2 separate regions of the Homo sapiens genome follow, and region 2 is linked to region 1. A link is a contact called in ENCODE Hi-C or POLR2A ChIA-PET data. All regions are on one chromosome and are shown on one strand. The core of a region is the stretch at or near the end of the contact, and the rest is flanking DNA. Distances in the headings are between cores, read along the strand shown.

Region 1 (3,548 bases), core at 561-3,060:
AAACTCTGCAAAGACCCTGAGGTTGGGGGCTGCTTGGAGGATTTAGGGAACGAGGAGGAGCCAGGTGTGACTAGAGAGGAGTGAACAAGCAAGCTGGTGAGAGCCAGAGAAGACATCTAGAGGGCATGCAGACAGGCAGAACAGAGCAGGCAAAATATGGGAAGAAACTGGGCTTCTGCTCTGGGCCAGATGGGAGCCACTGTAGATTTTAAGCAGAGGAGTAACGTGGTCTGGTTTACATTGAACAGAAGCCTGCAAGGATGAGAGATTGAAGGGACAACAGTGAAGTGAGGGACAACAGTGAAGTGAGGGACAACAGGTGGGGGGGTGTGGCGGTGGCAGTGGGGGTTGGGGGGGTTAGTGCAATGGTCCAGGGAAGAATGATGAGGGTCTCAGAGCAGGTGACAGCCGTGGAAGCAGTGAGCAGTGGTGGAATTTGAGAATGATTTAAAAGATAGAGCTGACAGGACAGGGGTGGTGACAAAGTGACACATCATGGATGGCTACAACAGTTTTGACCAGAGCCCCTCGAAGAATGGAATTACTGTTTATGGAGGAGCAGAGGAGTGTGGGAGTAACACACCTGGTGGTCTGTATCAATAGTTCAATTTGCCACATGTTAAGTTCAAGATGCTTATTTCATCTCCAAGAAAAGATGTCAGGCAGCTAGCCGGATACACAGTTTGAAGGTCTGGGAGTGGTCCTGGCTAGGCATATACATTCAGGCATCCTCAGTGCTTACACATAGTACTTAAACCCATAAGACTAGACCATCACCAAACCAGAAGTACAGACAGAAAAGCTAGGAGGTCAGCGCACGAAGCTCTGGGCTGCTCCACACCCTCTACTGTGGCCCCTCCTGCAGATCAAGTGAAAATCCAAGATTGGGCCAGGCTTTCCTAGCTTGCCTCAAGGGTGAGGGCTGTGTGGTGGGGGTGAGCAATCTGCACAGCCCCTGCAGCCCCGACACAGTCTCACTGCTGCTCTGGCCGGGACAACCTTGGTGGTGTCTCCTCTGCAGCTCTGCTTCTGGCACAAGAAAGGCAGCCAGCTCTCTCATCCACCCGGCCGGCTTTCTCTCTCGACTACTGTCAGTGAGGAGCACTGCTACTTCCAACTTCCAGTGAGAAAAGGAAGTCAGGGAAGTGTGAAGCAGCAGAATTTAGAAAGGGAAAAAATACTTCCTACTTCATCCCCACTACTTGGTCCTTTCCCCAAATCTGTTCTTCATTTCTCTCTCTTTTTCAGGTCTCCATTATTCCCAACTAGACTATAAGCCACTTGCAGGCAGGCCTGGATCTTATTCCCCATTGTCTGTCAGTCCCAGAAGACAGTTGCTACTCAGTAAGTATTTGATAAATGAATAAAAATGGGTACTAATTTTCTCACATTCTCTCTTCTTTGCTTTCAATCTTTTTTTAATGAAAATAGATATCTGTTCAGGCCTTTCTACTTTTACTATTGTCAAATATTGCCTAATTTATAAATCTTGCATTGACTTTCCTTCTCTGCAGGGCAAAAGAAGGAAAGAAAAATTACCCATTGATTTTGTAGAACTTCTTAATCAAATCTTGTCTCTTTGCAAAATCTCATTCTCAGTAAAGATGCTTATGAAAATCCCTCAGAAAAATATCACATGCGTAATAAAACACAACTTTTTAAATGGATTTCAGTCTGCCCTTCCTCACCACACTTCTTGTTCTGTCATTACTGAAATATTCCTGGGAAGTTTCCTCACCACAAATAATGCCCATGAGAAGCAGCGTGATAAGAGTCATTCACGTCCCAAGAATGTGGGTGTGTTGACAAACTTCAAAACTGGCTGGGTGACCTGATGATGTCTTATGCAAATGCCATTTTAAAGGAAGAAGCCCTTTCTTGGAGGTCTCATGCCTGGGTGTATGCATTTATGAAAGAGTCCTGTGCAGCAGTACAAAGAGTTGAATGCTACTTCTTGCGGGTTCTGCATGATTCTCAGGCTCGGTTATCTTTTTTTTTTTTTTAAGAGTACTGCCAGTTATATATTTGAGAGCCCCTTTGAAGAGGCCTCTGCCTTACAGCATAGGGTTGATTACTTACAAGTGTTCACTCCAATTCCCTTCCTCCTCAAGGCTCCACAGTCAGAAGCTACAGCCATGGGAAGCTTTGAGTATTTCTCCTTTCATGTCCGTCCCCCACACCCCACCTCTTGAACCTGTCCACTGGATAATGGTTAAGTGTTTCCACCAGTGTTATAAGGTAAATCCTGATTTATAAAATTGAATTAGCTGATGAATAACTGATTTTTTAAAAACGCAACATTCAGTTCAAGATTTCTGCAATTTGTGACATCAGCTAGGATTAAAGCTGAGTCTCTAAAAGGTAAATGAAGCCAAATAAAAAAATGAAAAACTGGAATCCAAGGGTATTCTGAATCCAAAAAATATGTACATATGCTAAAGGTGATATTTTAAATCACTTTTGAGATCACAGAAATCATTCCCCAAAATGGTACTGGAACAATAGCACGCAGACTTGTGGGAAAAGGAAGCTGTAATATTAATAATTAAGTACCATGGACTCTGACATAAAATGCTTAGGGTCAAATTCCTACTTTGGTACTTAAAAACCATATGGCCAATGACAAGTGATTTAACCCCTCTAGGTTTCAATGTCCTTTTCTGTAGAAGGAGAAGAATAAAATAACCTACCTTATAGCATTGGCATGAGGATTAAATGGGCTTATGAGAACCTACATACAGCAAACCCAGTTAATGTTAATTTTATCATTAAGTCTATTGCCTCATTTCCTTCAGCAAAATAAATTCCAGATGAACAAAGATATCAATGCAAGGAATAAAACCATTAAAAGTACTAGATTAAATCATAGGTAAATAGTTTTATAATCTGTTAGGCATGATATAAAACTCATAAGCAAAAAAGATAAGGATGTAGGGGGAGGGTGAAGAATGATAAAGATAGCTATACTGATTAACAAACATTGAAACATTTTAGTGCTTTAAATGAAAACAATAGGGCCGGGCGCGGTGGCTCACGCCTGTAATCCCAGCACTTTGGGAGGCCGAGGCGGGCGGATCACGAGGTCAGGAGATCGAGACCATCCTGGCTAACACGGTGAAACCCCGTCTCTACTAAAAAATACAAAAAATTAGCCGGGCGTGGTGGTGGGCGCCTGTAATCCCAGCTACTCGGGAGGCTGAGGCAGGAGAATGGCATGAACCCAAGAGGCGGAGCTTGCAGTGAGCCAGGATAGCGCCACTGCAGTCCAGCTTGGGCGAAAGAGTGAGACTCCGTCTCAAAAAAAAAAAAAAAAAAAAAAAAAAAAAATGAAAACAATAGTTTCAATATGTATCACAAAGAGCTATCCCTCATATACAAAGAGTTCTTAGAAATAAGTAAAAACAGGCATACAACTCTGTAGAAAAACATGAATACATAATTCATGAAAAGAGGGAAATACAAATATCACCCTTCCCTACAAAAAACTTGGCAAGATCACTAAGAATTAAAGACAATTGTGTGTGTGTGTATGTCTGTGTATGTCTATG
Region 2 (3,548 bases), core at 1-2,500, 250 kb before region 1:
ATTAAACACATACTAATATTTCTCTGATGTATTGTTTTCCCTCAGTCTTCTTGAATAATTTGGTCCTTTATCATTCCTTGCTCACTTTTGATACAGATATTGGTAGAAAATTAGTTTTGTCCTGTGAGAAACATCATATTGGCATGATGATAAATGGTAATTTGGTATGGAGACAGTAGAGAAGGTAGGGAGGGGCCTGTGGCAAACTGTAGAATATAAGCTCTGTCCATGGGAATGAGTTGCTAATTATGCTGGGTATCTTCTGTTTGGTCCTCTGGATTCCCCCTCTCCAACCTTCTCCATCCTGTTCTGTGCCTTTTGAGACCAACCTTTATGGACTGGACTCAAGAGGTTCCCTTGACTTCAGCTGCCAGTTTCACTGGGCCCGTGGGGGAGCAATAGCACTCAATGAGAGGGACGGGGAGTGAAGTTTGGATGTTTATTTGTTCGGCATCCTCTCAGGGAAATCCTTACAAGGTGGCGGTGTCCTTCACTCAAAGGCCACAGCTCTGTCGGACAGGCTTTTCCACATTGTGCTGGCTCTCTAGGTTCCAGTGCTTCTCCCTGGACTTGCCCCTTCAGGATTGCAACCACTTCCTGTGTTTACCAGCCCTAGGGTACTGTGTTTTACTTTGTGGCTTCCTGACATACTGTTCACACATTTGTAAACAATCACTGAATGAAACCTTCCTCAAATTTCCCAATTTGAGTTTGCTATTTGGTTCCCACGTAGGTCCTGCTGATGTACGTATGACTCAGCTCTGATGAGTTGTGAGCCCAGTGTTGATTCTCCTCCTTTTCAAGAGAAGCTGAAATCGAAGTTTATATATAAAAATTCCACTTGTTTTTATCGTAAATTCAATTTTTTAAATGCACTATTCAGAGCAAAAAAATATCTCCGTAGGCCAGATTTGGCCCACGCAGTTAGTCTGCAACCTCTGCCATTTATGATAAGAAATAAATCAGATGAAGGAGAGGCCACTCTAGCTATCCAACCCTGCCAATATTGTGGAAACTTTATGTACAGGTGAGTGATGGACAAGATGTATTTAGTGTCTATAATAGCCAGATTCCATCGCTTTTAGTAGCACCAAAGGCCATTGAGTGATCTAATAAGAATATGATCATAAAAAGTAATGTGGCTGCACAACATTCTTCAGCATCTGAAATGTTGCAAATACCCTCACCTGAAACTAAACAGAAGTCTACAGTCAAACTGTGGTTTGGGATGTGCTCAACTGAGAATAATATTCTCATAATAATGTAGGCTGTCTGAGGCCAGGTTGTTATCAACAAAGGAGAGTGAAGAAATATCTGCAATGACCACCAATGTAAGCCCTCTCATCTCGGTTCTTGGAAATAGATCTTTGAAATATTGTCATATTTTTCAAAAACTTTATATTAAGTTCATTATTTAGTAATGTAAACCACATCTTCCCTTTCAACTTGATGATCTCAACACATATGTAATCATACATGAAAGCTTAGCTCTCCATCATGTCTCTAGCAGCAGTACTAAAGGGAATCTTTTTTAAGTTAGGATTGAAATTTAGGTTACTATACTTAAGCAAATTCAATATGTTTGTCAGAGCTTCACCCTAAATGGTGGAAGCTGTGTTAAGTAAAGCACTGAAATCCTCCCACATGCCTCAGGGGACCTGAGTTTTCTTTTGGCTTCTCATCTTTAATATGTATGGATCTAAAAGAGGTGCACTAAGCTATAGTGGCTACTTAACTTCCAAGATCTAAATGAATGTGCAGAACTACAAAAACCAAAACCATAAGGTATTAAAGAACACATATAGGTGTTTGTGCATTCATCTAGAGGAGAAACAACAACCAAAGATCTCCACTATTCATAATGTATCTATCTACAGAAGTAGACTTACTAGGAAGATATCTTAGGTTGGTGTTTTCATCCATTTGGACTGCTATAACAAAGTACCACAGACTGGGTGGCTTATAAACAATAGAAATGTGTTTAGTACAGTTCTGGAGAGGGTGGGAAGCCCAAGATTAGGGTGCCAGCATGGTCAGATTCTGGGGAGGGCCCTCTTCCGGAATGCAGACTGCCTAGTTCTTGTCTTCACTCTACAGCAGAGAGTGAGCTAGCTCTCTGGCCTCTTCTTATAAAGACACTGATCCCACCCATGAGGGTTTCACTATCAAAGACTCAACCTCCCAATACAATCCCTAAGTCCCCAAAGGTCCAACCTCTCAAAGACCCAACCTCCAAATACCATCACATTAAGGATTGTGTTTCAACATATGAAACTTGGAGGTGTGGTGAGCACAAGCAATCAGTCCACAACAGTCCGGTTCCTTAGAAGCAGAGCTCCAGACAGGAATTCTTGTGCAAGGGATTTGTTAAGGATGTGCTCTCAGGAGAAACCTGTAAGGAGTGAGGAAGCAGGAGAGCACAGGAGAAGTTAGACAAAGACGTAGAGGCAGCTAAAGCCCAGTCTCACCTGATTCCACAGCAAGAAAGGCATCACTGAATTATGTCACCTTGAGGCAAGGGAGCTGGGCTTTTATACCCTCCCACTCAGTCATTTTAAAAAATGAGGCGGCCGGACGTGGTGGCTCATGCCTGTAATCCCAGCACTTTGGGAGGCTGAGGCAGGTGAATCACGAGGTCAGGAGTTCGAGACCAGTCTGGCCAACATAGTGAAACCCCGTCTCTACTAAAAATACAAAAAAAAATTAGTCGGGCGTGGTGGCGGGCACCTGTAATCCCAGCTACTCGGGAGGCTGAGGCAGGAGAATCACTTGAGCCCCAGAGGCAGAGGTTGCAGTGAGTCGAGATTGTGCCATTGCACTCCAGCCAGGGCAACAGTGTGAGACTCCATCTCAAAAAAAAAAAAAGAAAAAAATGAGGTTTAGAGATGATATATGATTTTCCCAAATTACAAAGCCAATAAGGCTTACACCCTGTGCACAAGGTCTTAATTGTGATATCCTGCTGTCATTTTATATATGATACACACTTCTCCCTTATCTCACTAAATAATAATAATAAGCAACAAACAAAAGCTTGAAAATTATCAGTGAGACACAAGGAAGGCAGAAATTAGGAAAATTGTTAGTTCTTTTTTGTTATGATACAGATGGCAATCAGAATAAAAATAATATTAAATGAGGTCGAATGCCTAGTTTTAAGAAAGGAAGTTATATACATTTAATTAACGTTACATGCATTTAATTAACATTTAATTAACGTTAGATTAATATATATTTAATTATACATTTAATTAACGTTAGATAAATTTGGTATCTAATATATACATTTAATATATATACATTTAATTAATGTTAGATAAATTTGGTATTATGAGCTATACAGTTTAAAATAACTGAAGAAAAATGATGACAACATGGTATGATTGACTGTTCAGCAAACATATCTGAGTTTACATATCCAGAATAGTATTGTTCCCTCCAAAGCAGTCAATATGAGGGGATGTATACCTATTTCAATATTTTCCATAAAATTAGGATTCATTAGCATATCAAAAGAATACCTGGCCAGGTGCTACAGCTCATGCCTG

The links. Hi-C counts contacts between places; a loop is a spot of excess contacts on that map. ChIA-PET counts read pairs that join two places held with the same protein, here RNA polymerase II (POLR2A).
Region 2: a map of PC-9 shows a loop between it and region 1 (7-fold over the local background). The contact joins two enhancer-like sites. A Hi-C loop is called at or near these places in 2 of 168 maps with a recorded cell type or tissue (HepG2 and PC-9). POLR2A ChIA-PET finds 5 or more read pairs at or near these places in 1 of 52 experiments (MCF 10A).

What each region holds. Positions count from the first base shown.
Region 1 is chr5:38,852,498-38,856,045 of GRCh38, reverse strand. All of the region lies in intron 1 of OSMR (oncostatin M receptor), which reads right to left. Among named protein-coding and RNA genes, the nearest start is that of OSMR, 8.3 kb to the right of the region's middle. Within about 2 kb of position 1,810, at least 3 of the 41 ENCODE cell types and tissues checked have a DNase peak (open chromatin) inside an H3K27ac peak, as active enhancers do; they include PC-9, where a contact is called at or near this core.
Region 2 is chr5:39,098,118-39,101,665 of GRCh38, reverse strand. No RefSeq gene overlaps it. Among named protein-coding and RNA genes, the nearest start is that of RICTOR, 25 kb to the right of the region's middle. Within about 2 kb of position 1,250, at least 4 of the 41 ENCODE cell types and tissues checked have a DNase peak (open chromatin) inside an H3K27ac peak, as active enhancers do; they include PC-9, where a contact is called at or near this core.